Regions from separate parts of the Mus musculus genome. Here region 2 is linked to region 1. Evidence: chromatin loops called from intact Hi-C (ENCODE). Cell type or tissue: heart. All regions are shown on one strand.

The links. Peaks named below come from ENCODE experiments on the same cell type or tissue, not always from the same donor. Only the 100,000 strongest peaks of a DNase experiment are listed, where the experiment ranks them.
Region 2: it touches region 1 in a loop (4-fold over the local background); 12 of 42 quality-filtered maps call a loop at or near these places.

What each region holds. Positions count from the first base shown.
Region 1 is chr16:10,762,742-10,770,741 of GRCm38, forward strand. No RefSeq gene overlaps it. Among named protein-coding and RNA genes, the nearest start is that of Socs1, 19 kb to the right of the region's middle. In heart, a CTCF peak has its summit at 4,607; DNase peaks (open chromatin) are centred at 201, 381, 994, 1,332 and 4 weaker places; H3K27ac peaks cover 971 bases; H3K27me3 peaks cover 2,231 bases.
Region 2 is chr16:10,662,351-10,670,350 of GRCm38, forward strand. All of the region lies in intron 18 of Clec16a (C-type lectin domain family 16, member A), which reads left to right. It overlaps Gm15558 (a long non-coding RNA gene), which reads right to left. Exons shown (of 5, transcript XR_384655.3): 5 at 6,010-7,779. Among named protein-coding and RNA genes, the nearest start is that of Gm52264, 8.0 kb to the left of the region's middle. In heart, a CTCF peak has its summit at 3,443 (motif pointing right); a DNase peak (open chromatin) is centred at 3,526; H3K27ac peaks cover 3,653 bases.

The DNA.
Region 1 (8,000 bases):
GAGTGTGGCAAATGGAGAGTATTTCCAGCTGTGGTCAGTACTCAGTGGTGATCCAGTTTCTTCAGCCACACATGCACACACACACACACACACACACACACACACACACACACACACACATACGGGAACTTTCTGGGGCAGCAGCAGATACTTGCAAGGCTTTGTCAGAGCTCTCCTATCTCCTATGGGTTTCTGGAACCAGCTTTGCCTGCACCCCTGGGAGACTATAGTCCTGGCAATTGTGCCCCTACAAAACAGACATAAAAGGTCCAGCCAACCTGACCCTGATTAGAACCCTATGTCACAGTTCTAAGGCCCCCATCTGGAGTCAGCATCTGCAGAAGCCATGATGAGGCCAGACTGTGACTGGTGGGCTTGAGGACAGAGGGAAAATGAAGAGTACTCTATAGCCAAAGTCGTGTAAGAGCAACCGGTCCTAATTGAGGCTGTGTGCACAGGGGCCCTGAATGGGCACTGGTGCAGTTTTCTCACTGACAACTTGCTATGTTGACTTCACATGGCCAGAGATATACTGGGTGGAGACAAGGCTGAGCTCAGGCACAGTTCCCTAAGGGGGGCCAGCAAGACCATCCCTCCCCCTTATCGCCTTGGCATCCCTTCCCCAACATTCACCACCATCTCCCTCTGTCCCTGTATCATACTCCATCATCCCCCAGCATCCTCACACCATCCCTCCCCCTCCCCTCCCCCAGCATCCTCACACCATCCCTCCCCCTCTCCCCCAACATCTTCACACCATCCTTCCCTCTCTCCCTCCCCTCTCCCAGCACCCTCACACCATCCCTCCCCCTCCCTCTCTCCCTCCTCTCTCCCAGCATCCTCACACCATCCCTCCCCTCCCCTGCCCCCAACATCCTCACACCATTCCTCCTCCCCACCCCCCCACCCCCACATCCTCACACCATCTCCCGAGAAACCCTCTCGCCTGGGCCAGATCTGGCTGTACTTTCCTGGGTGTGGCTGAGGTTGAGACATAATGAATGGGACAGAGGGTCTAAGTGGGGCCTTCCTGTCAACTGCCTTCCAGAGGATAAAGCTGGTTCTAGAGAGTAAGAGTCAGAAGCAAAGACCCCTCTCTGGTAACATAGGGGTTACCTCCCCAGGGGTCTGTACAGTGACCCTTCTTCCAGTCTCTTCTGAGATTCCCGGCAGCACCAAACCATCTTGGCTGAAAAAACCTGCCTTGCAGAATAAATTGGAGGCAGTAGCTAGGAGGGACTCACCAAACCCCACCCATGAGGCAGGTCCAGCCTGGCTTCCTTCACACCCTTTCTGCCCTGCCAGGTCAATTCCTGGGCTTCCCACAGAGGAAGCCCTCAATATTCTGCCTACCTACCATCTAGCATCCCACAGTCACCCTGGTAGATGGGCACCAGTCACTCAAATAAACAGGAGGTGAGAGAAACAAGTGAGTGCCAGGGCACTAGGACCCACCCAGATGATCCCTCAAGGATGCGGGTACCACGAGGCCCCTTTCTAGCTGTGGCACCGGATCAGGGCACTCCAGGGCCTGGAAGAGGCTGTGTTCCCATTCTCTAGGATACATGTCCCTGCATACAACTGTTTGAGATGTGGTATCTCTGTGCCTATTGGTCCAGCCTTTCTATTCTATTCTATTCTATTCTATTCTATTCTATTCTATTCTATTCTATTCTATTCTATTCTATTCTATTCTATTCTAATGTTTTCAGAGTCAACCTTACATGGCCCTGTCTGGGAGGAGCTTCTTGCCACTTAGGAATGGCTGTGCAATGAACAATCCCAGCTGCTGTGTATGGAGCCCTGCCGAACCGTGTCAAGAACTTTGCTTATTTAGTCACTTGACATTTATTTCATCTTTTTAAAAGATGGTTTCTAGCCAAACATACAGCACTCCTATAATCCCAGCACTTGTAGAGGCAGGGGCCAGGTGTCCAGAACCACCCCCTTGAATATACAGGGGACAGTCTGGTGAGAACCCTATCTCCAAAAGAGGAAGGAAGAGGAGGAAAAGGAGGAGGAGGAGGAGGAGGAGGGGGAGGGGGAGGAGGAGGCAGAGGCAGAGGAGGTGGCTCAGTATATAAAGCACTTGCCACAAAAGTAGAAGGATCAGAATTCAGATCCCCAGAAACCGTGCCAGTGTGGTATTATTATGACCTACCCTTGGAGACCCATCTCTCACCACGTGCTTTGATTGATTGATTGAATAGGATCTCACCTCAACTCATAATCCTCCTCCCTTGGCTTTCTGGGTCCTACGATTACAGGCAGTAGGTCTGGCTAGCCATATTCTTTTGCCTCCACAGACGTGGGAGAGAATGAAGAGACAGTGATGGCTGGTCAGCTGGAGGCTGTGTCCCTCCCCAGACCTGGGTTGCCTGTCCCTGTCTGCTGTGACCAGCAAGCATCAAGAATCAAGTGATTATTGATATGTCCTTGTTCTCACACCTGCAGATGTTGTTTCCTTTCCCATCTCTAGCAGAGAGCATGGCTATTCTAGACACTGCCTTGAAGGCACAGCCAAGCACTCCTTAACACTTCCTGGGCTTACAGGTGGGTCCACAGCCCCCCCCCCCCGAGATTGAGTGGGCTTTCACAGGCTATTTTTCACTGCCATGACAGCATACCTAACAAGAGTGACTTAGAGAGGGCAAGGATCATTTGGGCGCACAGTTTGGGGCACAGTTCATTGTGTCAGGAAGGCAGCTGGTCACATAGCATCCATAAGGGACAGAGTGATGCGAATACTGATCCTCACTTTCTTAGATTGATATAGTTCAGGGCTCCAGTTCATGGGAGTGTTGCCCATGCCCAGGGTCATCTTTCCTGCTCAGTTAAACCTCCCTTGAAACATCCTTAGGTATGCTTCCAAAGTGATCCTCAGTCCAGTTGGGTTAGTGGTTAAGGCGACCAATTCAACCACAAGAATATCGCAGCAGTGACCCCATGTGACCTCTGAGGCTGCCTTGGTTTTAAATCGTGTGTTTGTATATGTGTTGGGGGCAAGGGAGAGGAGGGGGCCATGGGTTTTCTTTTTATTATATGGGTTCTGGCGACTCAATTCAGGGCATCATGTTTGATAAAGACCGTCTTTACTTCTGAGGCATCTCACCCCTCCTCTGCCTTGTATTTTAGAACAGATAGCCCAACCTGAGCTACCAGGTGTGAGGTGACTCCCTCAGGTTGCCACACTCAAAGGACGTCCAAGACATAGGAGGAGGCCTCAGGTTAGCAGAGACGTCCTCTCATAATACCAGCCAAGATATCAGCCATAGAATGAAGAGCCCTCCAGACCCTTGAGAGCCACCCCTAACTGAGACCTGCGATCTCACGGAGCAGAATCAAATTATAGGAGGCTGCAGCAGAGGACAGGGTAATTTTTCATTGACATCAGGCACCTTAGCTCATTCCATCCTTCAAAGATCCTCAGCACAGATATTGTCAGCCATGTGCTTTCTTTGTTTGTTTGTTGTTTGTTTGTTTGTTTGTTTGTTGAGGCCCGGTCTTCCTCTGTAGTCCAGGTTGTTCTCAAACTCAAAATTCTCTTACCTCAGTCCCTCGAGTGCTGGGATTATACATGGGCACACTATAATCACAAAGGAGATTAAAGCTCAGAGAGGTTCAGAAACTTGCCCAGTACTCCCCAGATAATTTGGCTTCAGACTTCTGAGAAGTGCCTGGCTATGTCAGCCTCAGTTGTAGGAATTTCTGAGAGCCTGGGTTCTCTGAAATGTTTGACCATCCAGTGGAAAGAAGATAGCATTTTCAACAAATGGTGCTGGCTCAACTGGCAGTTATCATGGAGAAGAATGTGAATTGATCCATTCCTATCTCCTTGTACAAAGCTCAAGTCTAAGTGGATCAAGGAACTTCACATAAAACCAGAGACACTGAAGCTTATAGAGGAGAAAGTGGGGAATAATCTCGAAGATATGGGCACAGGGGAAAAATTCCTAAATAGAACAGCAATGGCTTGTGCTGTAAGATCGAGAATCGACAAGTGGGACCTCATAAAATTGCAAAGCTTCTGTAAGACAAAGGACACTGTCAATAAGACAAAAAGGCCACCAACAGATTTGGAGAACCGATTTCTTTTTCTTTCTTTCTTTTTTTTTTTTTTAATTGGACGTAGTACTACTGGCAGATCCAGCAATATCTCTCCTGGGCATATACCCAGAAGATGTTCCAACTGGTAATAAGGACACATACTCCACTATGTTCATAGCAGCCCTATTTATAATAACCAGAAGCTGGAAAGAACCCAGATGTCCCTCAACAGAGGAATGGATACAGAAAATGTGGTACGTTTACACAATGGAGTACTACTCAGCTATTAAAAACAATGAATTTATGAAATTCTTAGGCAAATGGATGTATCTGGAGGATATCATCCTGAGTGAGGTAACCCAATCACAAAAGAAGTCACTTGATATCCACTCACTGATAAGTGGATGTTAGCTCAGAAACCTAGAATACCCAAGATACAATTTCCAAAACACAAGAAAATCAAGAAGAAGGAAGACCAACTCGTGGAGAACCGATTTCTAAGCAGAGTTCTGTCACAGCACTTCCTACTGGCTGGTCTCCCCTGCTGGTGAGAGATGGTATTGCAACTCAACTCTAGTAGACAAGAGCAGAGATCTTGCACAGCTGGAGCTGGAGAAAGTTCAACCAAGAGGTTTTGTTGCACCAGGCTTAGCCCCAGGAGACAGGTGAGCTGAGTTTGAGTTCCTGTCCTGACACATGTCAGTCAGGGTCCACTGAATAGGAGAGAAACCCCTGCGGGCGTCTCAGTAGAGGACAAGATTATAGGATTGAGGAGGTCATCAGACTGGAGAATGAAGAGAGCCGAGCCAGCCCCACCCTGAGCTCAAGCAAAGGTAGAGAAAAGCCGGAGCACAAGGGCCAGGCTACCCAACAGGTACAGGAAGAGCAGTGGAAGTTTTGCCACTAGATCTGGTATTAAGAAAGATACACCTAACGCTCAAGAAATGTGGGGCCCTCAGAGTGGGGAGTTCTGATGGGATGGAGGGTATGCATGGGAAAATCTTGGAGATTGGGGTAAGAGATGTGGGATGTGGAACAGTTGGCGGGTGGACCTACAGGGATATAAGGTCTAGATTGTTAAAAAAAAAAAAAAAAAGATTAAACAATAAAGAAATGAAAAAAGAAAATTATTTTTTAAAAAGGGACAACAGAAAAAAAAAAAGAAAAAAGAAAGGTCCCCAGTTGCTGCTAAGTTGCCACCTGAAACACAAAAGGAGAGAAACCCCACTTTTTCTACCCCAGGTGTTTTACCATGCTTCCTTCACCTCAAACTTATGACAATCCCTCTCCACCCCACCCCACCCCACCCCCGTCCCTCCTGGGTTTACACAGGTGATTTGTCACTATGCAAAGAACCCATGGCAGCTTCCAATATAAGGACTAGGCTGTGAGGAGCTGCACCCCAGAGGATGCAGTTCTCTGCTTGTTTGGTATCAGTAACTGGCTGAAGACTCACCTTCCTCAAACATGAGGAAGGCTGAGTAGGTGATAGCTCAAGGCCAGCCTGAGCTGCAGATAGGTCTTGGAGATGGGCCATAGCTCGGTGGTACAGTCTTTGCCTGGCATGCGCAAAGCCCTAGGTTCAGTTCTCAGCACCGCATAAGCCAGGTGTGGCAGGTGGTGCACACCTTGATCTCAGCACTTAGAGGGTGGAGGCAGGAGGACCCTGGTACCAACCAGAGTGTAGGGAAATGGAGGAGTCATTCCAGAGTAGAGGAAATGAGGCTAGGTAAAAATTTCAGCATAAATGAACTCTGAAAGCTAGGCTGTAAGAGGCTGAATTGCTAAATGCCACTGAACTGTGGTGGGGTTTGTTAGATTTATAGCCGAAAGGCTTGAAGTGTGGCTCAGTAGCAGGGATCTTGCCAGGCATGTGAGAGGCCCCAGCAGCATCAAAAATGAAAGAGGAGAGTAAGAAAAAGAAGACAGAGGAGGAAAAGAGGGAGGAGTGGGGAGCAGAGGTGAGGAAGAAACTGATGGCAAAATCAAAACTCAGAGTGCCCTCAATGCACCCAAGTGGGGGGCCCCATTTCCTGGGTAGCACAGGTGAGAGAGCCAGGGTCCACAGTGGTCCAGAGTAGCAGTGTCCTGTCCGAATTGGTGCAGCCTGCGGCTGGGCTGCGAGCCACAGCCCACAGTGGCAGGCAGAGTTCCTGGAAAGCAAGCGGGTGGAGTTCCTCCTAGAGATCAGAGCAGCTTGGGCAAGATCCCCTGGTCAAGGTCTCCACCCTGGCAGAGGTAACACCCCCCTGGGGGAGGAGTGGGACGTGTGTCCGCCCTGTAGGTTTGGTACAGCCTGTCCTGTGAGCTTCCGGTGGCTTCTCTGTTACTCTACCCTGGATGAGTTAGTTGGTCTTAAGTTCCCGAAGGCATGGATGGAGGGGGGGGCGGTGTTGTGAGGCCACCTGAGTGGAAAGATTGGCACTGTTTACAAAATCAACCTCTCCTTGGAAACTTCTTTTTTTTTTTTAATTAACACAGGCCAATAAAAGTTAAGACACAAGAGAGCAGAAGGATGCTCACATCTGGTAGGGACCCCTGCCACCACCTCCTCCACCTCCTTCTCCTCCCCCACCCTCTGCTTCCTTTTCCTCTCTTTATCCCTTCTCCCCTTTGCTTTCTTTCTTCCCCCCTTCTCTTTTCCTCCCCGTTTGTCTCCCTTCCCACCTTCTGCCTTCTACATACATTTATTAAACACCAGCTGTATGCCAGGCACTTCTCTGAGCCCTAAAGACACAGCATGCAATACGTATATATAAGGCCCTGCTTATATTCTGAAGGGTTGTCCATGTCTGCTCCTGTAAGGGGTACCACTGTGATGCCGTGGAGGCCAGCTTCTTGTGGTCCAGGGTGTTTCATGGGCTTCTGTGAATGGGCAGCCTGCCTACCCATCTTATCACTAGAGATGCCTGTTCCTTAGGCAACCCTCCCCCTGTAGTATTGCCTCCACCAAGGCTGCCTTGGCAGAGGACTCTCCCATGGGTTCCCTTCCCTGGGGAATAGGCAGCACCCGCCTCCTGGTCTGCAGAGTTCTCTCTCCCTGCCACCTCCCCCTACTGCCACCCACAGCTATTCTGGGCCCCAGGTCCCTTTCACTTTCTGCTTAGCTCTTCCTGCTCAGCAGTTCCTCACCCTCCCCTGCTCCTCCAGCCCCCTCCCTGCTGGCCCCAGGTTCTGTCTGTGCCTCTTTTGCTGCTGGCTCCAGTTTCTGTTAGAAACTGCACGGGAAGGTAGCTTGTAGTGAGACCTGGGTTTGAATTCCCCTCTGTGCCTTCCTGGCATGGGGCTTTGACCCACCTTGGAGCTTCAAATCCTTGCATGCACCACTTAGTGGGGCTATGGGCGCTGGGAGCTCCTCTGCAGTTTCCCTGAGACACTCCAGGATTTATATCTTAGCTCAAGTCTCAGCACATAATAGAAACAGAGATCATGCACAAGTTCTTGTGTGTGTGCATGTGTGTGTGTGTGCACATGCATGTATGTGTATGCATGCATGCACATGCTCGTGTGTAATGGGATGGGGCACTAAGGAAAAAAGAACAACAAAATCCCTGAGGACTTCACTGAGCACCCCTCTAGGAAGGGTGACCTTGGCCAAGTCCCTTTCTTCCTTAAGCCCTAGTTTCCCTGTGAAGTAACTGCAATAAAGATCAGTTATCCCTGCCAAGCAATGGTGGCACACGCCTTTAATCCCAGCCCTTTGGAGGCAGATTGATCTCTGGTCTACAAAGTGAGTTCCAGAACAAGCAGGGCTATTCAGTGAAATGCTGAAAAAGTGAAAGTGGGGGGTGGAGAGAGAGGGAGGAGAGAGAGAGAGAGAAGAAGGGAGAGGGAAACAGAAAGGGAGAGGGAGGGGGAGGGGAGGGAAAGACAGAGAGAGAGGGATGGAGGAAGGGAGGGAGGGAGGGAGGGAGGGAGGGAGGGAGAGAGAGAGAGAGAGAGTCCCAGTGCCT
Region 2 (8,000 bases), 100 kb before region 1:
CATGGCAAGTGGCCTGCTGTATCTCAGGCTTCCAGACCTCTGGGAAGTAGCAGTTGCTTCCCAAGGAGCCCATGAAGCTAGGCTGAGTGATAAAGTGAAGCCCAGTGCAGAAAGTACAGCACCGGGTATGGAAAGTGAGTTACTGCTCTTGCAGGTGGGCCTGCCTTTGGTGATATTTACACCCAAGAAGCTTAGATGGCCTTTGGCTCTGGGATGTTCACATAAGCTCCAAAGCCAAGCACATGGCCTGAAGAGCAGCCCCTTGCTCGTGCTTAGGATAAGCTCTTTCCACAACATGGGCAAGTGACCTAACCTGGTGTGTTGCTTTCTGCTAACTAGAGCATCATTGTGAAGATCCACCAAGACAGTCCATGGTGTCTGACCCATGCCCTCACTGTAGTACAGGCCGGGGATACGAACTCATAGGCAGTTTCCCTTTAAAGACAGCTACCATGTGAAGGTTCAGGTAGTGGTGGCTAGAGCCAAGTCTTTTCACTCACTATCTAGAAGAGATCCTCCAGGCTCTGCCTTTTCAGGCCTGTATCTGTGAACTCAGTGTTGCCTCTTGCTTTCCTGATTCACACACTTCACACACCTGGGTACCAGGGAGCACCACAGGAGGCCTTAGAACCCACCTTTGAGGTGTCTGTCATGTCCGAGAACCACTGCATCATGCTCATTGTGTGTTTAATACTTTTCTCAGTTTTTCCTCCTCCCTCAGCCTAAGATAGGCAGGTTAGCCCATCCTAAACTATGCCAGTGACATTGTGGGATCCATAGCTCATAAAATCTGAAGTCCTTCACAATTGTACCATCTTGTACCACTACTGGTGCTAGCGGGCACTTGAGGTGCGTGTGCTTGCTAGGCCATCTCAGGGCCCCTGCCAGCTCACATGGCCCAGCAGGAATGCTTATCATATGGCAGGAGGAGGATGAGATGGTCTTAAGAACATTTAATATGCAGTACCGTCACTTTGTTTTATGAACTGAGTCTAAATGAGTTGATTCTTGTGGCCTGTAGATGTAAGTATGGACAGAGTTGGCTTAATGGGCCATGCATCTAGCACGTCCATTGTTTAAGCCTCATGTATCTCAACTGTGTAGCACATAGACACTGCCCTGCTTTAAGTTTCAGACCAAAGGCAACATCCTTCCCAACCTTCCTGTATTTGAGAAGCAGCTGGTGGGTTAGACTAGGAGATTCAAGGCTCTGAAAGGTTGCATGCACAGCTCAAAGGTATACTAGTTGCTGCTAGTCTGCCCTCTACAGCTAAGGCAGGGAGAAGTTGGCAGAGAGCTAAAGATTACCTCCCTCCTCAATAACCCTGCCATCCTTATGACAAGACTCTGCTCTAGGTGCATCAGATACCCCTTGGCCAGAAATGAAAGCCAGAGGGTTCTGCTTCAGTATACAGGCTGATGTTCTGGGTCCAGACTCTAGGACCCACTTATAGCTGAAGGCAGGAAACGCAAAACACCTCTGCACCCAGAGAGTGCTACCTGGAGAGGGTCACAGCTTCTCCACTGCACCTGACATCCTGGAAGGGGAAGACAGGCAGTTCAGTATAATTGAATTTTTGTGTTCTGTTAGGTGTAGCCTCAGGCCTGAGAGTACCCATAGCCCCGAGCCATGGGCTCCTCCACAGTGCACTTTGCTGCTAGTCTGTCCTCTACACCCTCTTCTCAAAGAGTAGAAATGATCCCGATCAATACCCACTGACAGTGGCTGGACAGCTGGCTCACTCCACCTCAGCCCTGTATTTACACTAGGATAGAAGCCCATCCTGGTGCTGGGAATTGGAACGCTCTTCCACGCCTTCTCTTTGCTGTATACATGTTTGCCTAGCAAATAATAGCTGAACATACTTCCTTTGTAAAAGACTAAAACCACGCATAGTCTGCTAAAAGGTGAATGTCATCTTCCTCTCCTGCCCAGTGCCTCACCCAGGCTAGCCTGGGGCATGCGGCTCTTGATTCCCCGCCCTTGTATCTGCACACACTCACACCTGTCTTCCCACAGAGCCTGGCCTGCTTGTATCACGGTTGTCACCCCAGCCCTGACATGGGCCTTGCTCTTATTTGCTACTCAGTAAATATTGACCTACTGAATGGCTGCCATTTTTACACAACTAGGACTGTATTCATCGTGTTCTGCAATTTAGTTTTGGCACTTTGAAGTGGGGCTTTCCTGTGTCAGGAACATGGGTGGAGCTTATTGTACTTGACTGCATTCAGTGGAAGTGCCCAGTGTATGATGTCCATTGTGCAAGTACCATGAGCACGGGCATTGTACTGCATCTGGTTACTCAGTGTCTCAGAGGACCTGGAGCGTGAGTGTGAGCCCTGTCGGCAGCTGTATTCCAGCCTGGTGCTTTACTGGAAGGGACTTACCACTGTGCAATTGCTGGGCTGAGTTAGAGCTAGTAGGGACCTTAATGATAGCTCATATCTTGAAAAACTGGCCATCTTTGCCACCTGTGTGACAGAAAAACAGCTTCCATCCAAGAGTCCTCAACTTGAAGCCCTTGTCAAGGGTCAGGAGGTGGCCCAGAGAAGGCTCCTAGCTCAGAGAATGGAGTTGGTTAGAAGGCCAAGACGACTGTCAGGGAGCAGGATTCAGCCTGCCAGGCCCCCCCTCCAAGCCAGTCGGCCCATCAGAGAGGTGCCAGGGAAGACTTCCTGCAGCTGGAATTTCTGCATCCATCACTCCTGTGTCCAGGCCACACAGCTGCAGTCACTCAGATTCCGGCCATCCTTCACACTCAGAATTGCTGTTTAGACATTCCCAGCCCTCCACTCTGTCGGTGTTTATTTTAAAATCATCCAGAAACATGCTTGCAATGTTAGTTAGCTCTGTCAAACTCTCCATTGCATCAGGCAGTAGTACGTCATGTGCATGGGCCCAGGTCCTCAGAAGACTCACTTGAGGAGGACCTGCCTCAGAGGAATGCGCTTCAGAAGCCCTTTGAAAGTCATGGCTGAGGGAAAGCAGTTTGCTGTGTTTGTGGGTTCTCTGAATCAGCTCAGGGGCCACTCAGAGAAGGGATGACAGGCAAGCAAACCACAGTCTTCTGTGACAAATGTCCTCAGGCAGCAAAATGTGATGTTGACAGGCACGGGTACTGCTGCGGAGCCCAGGCTCCACCATGGACCATTCATTGCTACACGTCTTCCAGTAATCCCTCTCCCCAGCCCCCAGAGCAACTGCAGCCCTGGTGCAGTGCGCTTTTAAAGCACCCCACCTCCTCTCTCTGTAAAGCCCTGAGGCAAGCAGTTTTCCCCTCTGTTTATATCTACCACACACACACTGTGAGCTGCTTCTATTAAAAGCAGTCAGAGATTGATAACGGGTGTTAAGAAGGATGTCACTTATTTCACAGGGTGAAAGGGAAGTTGCTGTGGCTTTCAGTAAAAGCTCACAGACCTAGGCCGTGGCAGCATGCTAACCACTGGGGGGCAGTGGAGCTGTGTGCCCCCAGCAGCTTCCTTCCCTGGCACTCCTTGAGTCTTAGGACTCCTCACCTTAGAGGACAGGGAAGGGCACCAAGAAGGAGGCAGATGGAAAGGTAGGGATGAGGGTTCTCTCTATAATGTGACCACCAGCTCAGGGATATGAGGACACATCCTCAGCCTGACCTTGGGGTCCCTTCATTGGAAAATGGGAAAGCTTCATGCACTATACGCCTGAGGCACAGCAGGCCTCTGAGAGGTGTTGCCAGCTGAGACTGGATGGAGGTCTGAGTTCTCCTTCTGAATCACCCCACTTTTCTTCACAGGCCAGGGGTGCTCACTAACTGAGCTGAGCAGAGGTCTCCGATACCATAGGGCTGGTGGGGTGACTTCATCACCCCCCAGCTACCATAGGTTTATTTCGGCATGGGCTTCCCTACCAGCTGGCACTCCCTCTCTGTTTGGGCCTAACGGTCAGGAGCCCTCCATATCCAGGAACTATCAGCTCTTCGAAAAGCATATTCATCTCATCCCCTGGCGAGCAAGGTTCCCAAGGTTTTCCTAAAAGTCATTTTGGAAATGCAGATTTGAGCACAGTTGACTTCAGTTCCTGGCACTTCAACCCTTCCTTCACACCTCTCTGGTTCTTGGCATCATGGTGAGAGCAGAAGTATGGAGCTGGAGTCCGTTAGAGTCTGAGTACCAAGGCTTTGTGTGACCCTGGGTGTCTCTCTGAAACTGTGAGCCTCAGTTGCTACATGTACAAAACAAAATGCTTGTAGAAACTAAACGGTCCATAATATAACCCTGGGTGCATGGCAGCTGTTATGCTAACTGCTGCATCATGGAGTCCTTAGCAGGGGAAGAGTCAGGATATCGGAAGTTCCCCACCTTGCCCTGTCCGGCACAGAGGTCCCTATGAACCATCTTCAATTGGGCCTTCCCTTCGGTCCCATCCTTGAGTTCCCTGCTGAGCATCAGTCTCCTCTTCCTCTTCATCCCTTCACAGCCTTTGCTAGCCCAGATTAGACCTGCTCATTACAGCAGTGAGGAGAAGAGAACAAAGGGGAACACAGGGTAGAAACCAGGAGTAGGGAGACGCCCCACTTCAGCTGAACCAAGTTACACAGGCACACCTGTCTGCTGCCGTCCTGTCAGCTGCTCAGGGGGACAATTCACACAGCGGTGCCTGCCACCAGCAGCCTAAGGAGTTCTGCTCAGGCAAACCAAACCCTTGACTATGCCACAAAAAGGACCTGCAGCAGAGTTATTAAGACAGGGAGAAGGCATACTTAAATGCTGTGGGGGAAGGGAGTTTGACATCCAAGGCACAGGCACAGGCCTTTTGAAAGTCATACTTGGATGTATTTACAATGGACACAAAAGGACATGGCTTTTTAGGTTACATTGTTCCAAGGGTGTAATTTACAACACTGTTTCAAGGAAAAAAACCTGGAAAGTAGACCTTTAAAACCATGTAAAGATCGCATATAAGCCAGTCATTTGTCTTAGTGTAAAGATCCCTCTGGAAGTGAGATGTGTGAGGGGTGAGGACAGTGAACAGAGTTAAACTCAAGGCCACAAGCAGCCTGCCCTAAGTGAGCAAGCTAGGTTTCACTAATGTCCTCCTAGCAGTGTCTTTAGGAAGACAGACACCAACTCTGTAGGCTTTTGAACGGACGCCTTCCCCTTCCCAGGTCCCCTGAATTTCCTATCTTCCTCTACAGCCTCACAGTGAGCCTGGCTAACACATTCTGGCAGGCTAGAGGGCATGCCTGACTAGTAACAGTGCTTTGGGTTTGGTTCTGTTATCATTGTCTAGTTAGTTAGTTAGTTAGTTAGTTAGTTAGTACATAATAGCACTATGTGCCCAGGCTGGCCTCCAATTCTGTATCTTTTTGATAAGTGATGGATGCACAGGTCTGTGTGGCCATGCCTGATTTGCATATGTACCAGTGTTTTTCTCCCCTGCTTCCTTTTTGGAAGTGAACAATGACAAAGTCCTTTCTGTCATATCTAAATGTCTTTTGAAAAAAATCAGTACTTCTGCACCAGGCAGGACACATATCTACACAAACAGCAAAAAGAACATGGCAGGATAGAGTGGAGACCCTCTGAAGGCAAAAATCCCCATGCCTCCAGCTGCTCCAGAAAGGCCATTGCCACAGCCAAGCCAGGTGATGGGTAAGAGAAGCAGTGGCTTGTGGGACACACTTTTCCTGCTGGACTGGGATCTGACGGTAACAGTGACAGGAGAAGTGGTGAGGTGCCTTTGGGTGAAGGCTCCACTGTGCCCACCTGGGGAATATGACAATTGGCTTCTTTTTCATGTGTGAAAGCCTCTATAGTGAGTAGGGCTACCCACGCGTCTCAGCAGTCCCCCATCTCAGCTTTTCTATGACCTCTTGCTAGCTCTGCAGGGCTTGCAGCCCCCTCCATCTTTTTTGTTCGGTTTTTGTTTTTGTTTTTTGAGACAGGGTTTCTCTGTGTAGCCCAGGCTGTCCTGGAACTCACTCTGTAGACCAGGCTGGCCTCGAACTCAGAAATCCGCCTACCTCTGCCTTCTAAGTGCTGGGATTAAAGGTGTGTGCCACCACTGCCTGGCTTCACATCCATCTTAATGACCCACCTTGCTGTGCCAGGAGATGCAAGCTCAGGGCTCAGAGGGAAACAGAGGTGGCGTGAGTCAGGGCTTCCAGAGGCCAGACCCAGAAACCCTCTTACCCATGGCAGGGAGGCCCAGCCTTCGAGAAGTTTCCAGGCCTGCACTGTGATTACAGTAAGCAGTCTGGAGGCAGTGTCTGCTCTAACCCCAGGTGCACAGCTGTGGGAGGAGACAGCTGGGCTCGTGGCCTAACGGGTCGGGTCTCGTTGGCTCCAGCTGCTCTGAAGTACAGGCCTTGCAGACCTGCCTCGCCCACACCATGCAGTTCCCTTCTTAAGAACTGACCTCATGTGGCCCTTTTGCATGTCTGTTCTTTAGGAAAGAAACCGTTACATTTTTCTCATTAGGGGCCTTGTAGACCTGCTGGGCACTCTCTGTCCAAACTGTACACACACATCACCCTACCCTTCTCCTATTTCCGCTATACAGTTAATACTGTAACTCAAATGTGAAAAATAAGCTTTGCATGGTGGCCATGAATTTTACATGAATCACATTGAAATCAATAAAGTCTGTAGAATGAAGCAAGTTATTGTTATAAGGAAGAAGTGGGAGCTGACTTAAAGGAGCCGTGGCCCTCAAAGTACATAATGGAAAAAGTTGTCCAGCAGTGATGAGCCCAGTACAGCCTTTAACCTTTGATAGTTCTTGGCTCCCTCAGAACTGGGGATGTCTTTGAAGGTATCTACTTTCTTCTGGGGAGGTGTGAGGAAGCACAAAGTCACATTTTCCATGACTTGTTTCTTCTTTGAACCCTTGCTAATCTTTTTTTTTTTTTAAGTGGGTAAATCTTTGAAATGACACTGTTTCAAGTTTGGGATCTTTGCTGTAAGTGGCAGGAAAGGTGGGCGGTAATGTTATGGAAGGTGGAAAGCCTGCCTTTTCTAGGTCATGTTTCAAGTACGGAGAAGTCAGACAGGAAAGGTCACACAAGAAACAAGACAGGGGCTAGAGCTGAGCTAGCATGCTTAGAGCCCCGAGCTCCATCCCCTGCTCCACTTAAGCCAAGCATGTCAGCAATCCCTGTAAGCCCAGTACACTGAGAGGCGAAGGCAGGAACGTCAGTTCAAGGTCATCCTCTGGGATGCCGGAAGTTCAAGGCCAGCCTTGGCTCCAGGAGATCCTGTCTCAGAAATGGTGTTAGGGATCAAGCTTTTAAGGCTTTAACCCCAGACTAGCCACATGGTGCATGTCCTGTCTCTAACTCCAGGCCCTAGACTCTCTGATGAGTCCAGCTTGGCACTTCTGTCCAGGCCAACTTGTTCCACTCAGATAGCCCAGCTGTGTGCAGGGCATAGGCTGTCCAAGGGAGGCAAGCTGAGCAATTGGCTCAGCTCACAGCTCTGCCACAGCTTTCTGGGCCACTGAAAAAAAGAGAAGAGCTACAAACAGGTTAGTGGTGTGGCCATCACCAGAGCTTTGCTATGGGAGTCACTCACACAGATACCCTGGACATACTTTATCCTCCCAGGAAAACCAAGCTAGGTAGTTCCTCCCCTCCTCCCTCCTCCCCCCCCCCCCTCACCATGTCACAGCTGGCCACACGCCCTCACCATGTCACAGCTGGCTTGTCTTCTCTCAGACCCTAGACCAAGAAGGACACTGTCCTATGGGAGAAATCAGGGCCACTGGCACTTTTCCAAATGAAAGTAGTCATCAATTCACTGTAGAAAACAAGAAGAAAGAGAGCAGTACTTTTTAAAGAGATATGTGTAACCATGCCACAACCTAAAAGCTCCCAGCAGCTTGCCTCCCCTTGGTGCTTGCTGTTCTCTAACCTCCATTGTTCCCCTCAGCTCTGCGCAGGCCCACTCTGACCTGGCCTCCTGCCCTGCCATACTTTGCACAGCGTGAAACCTGAGGCAGGGTCTGTTGGCACATATAG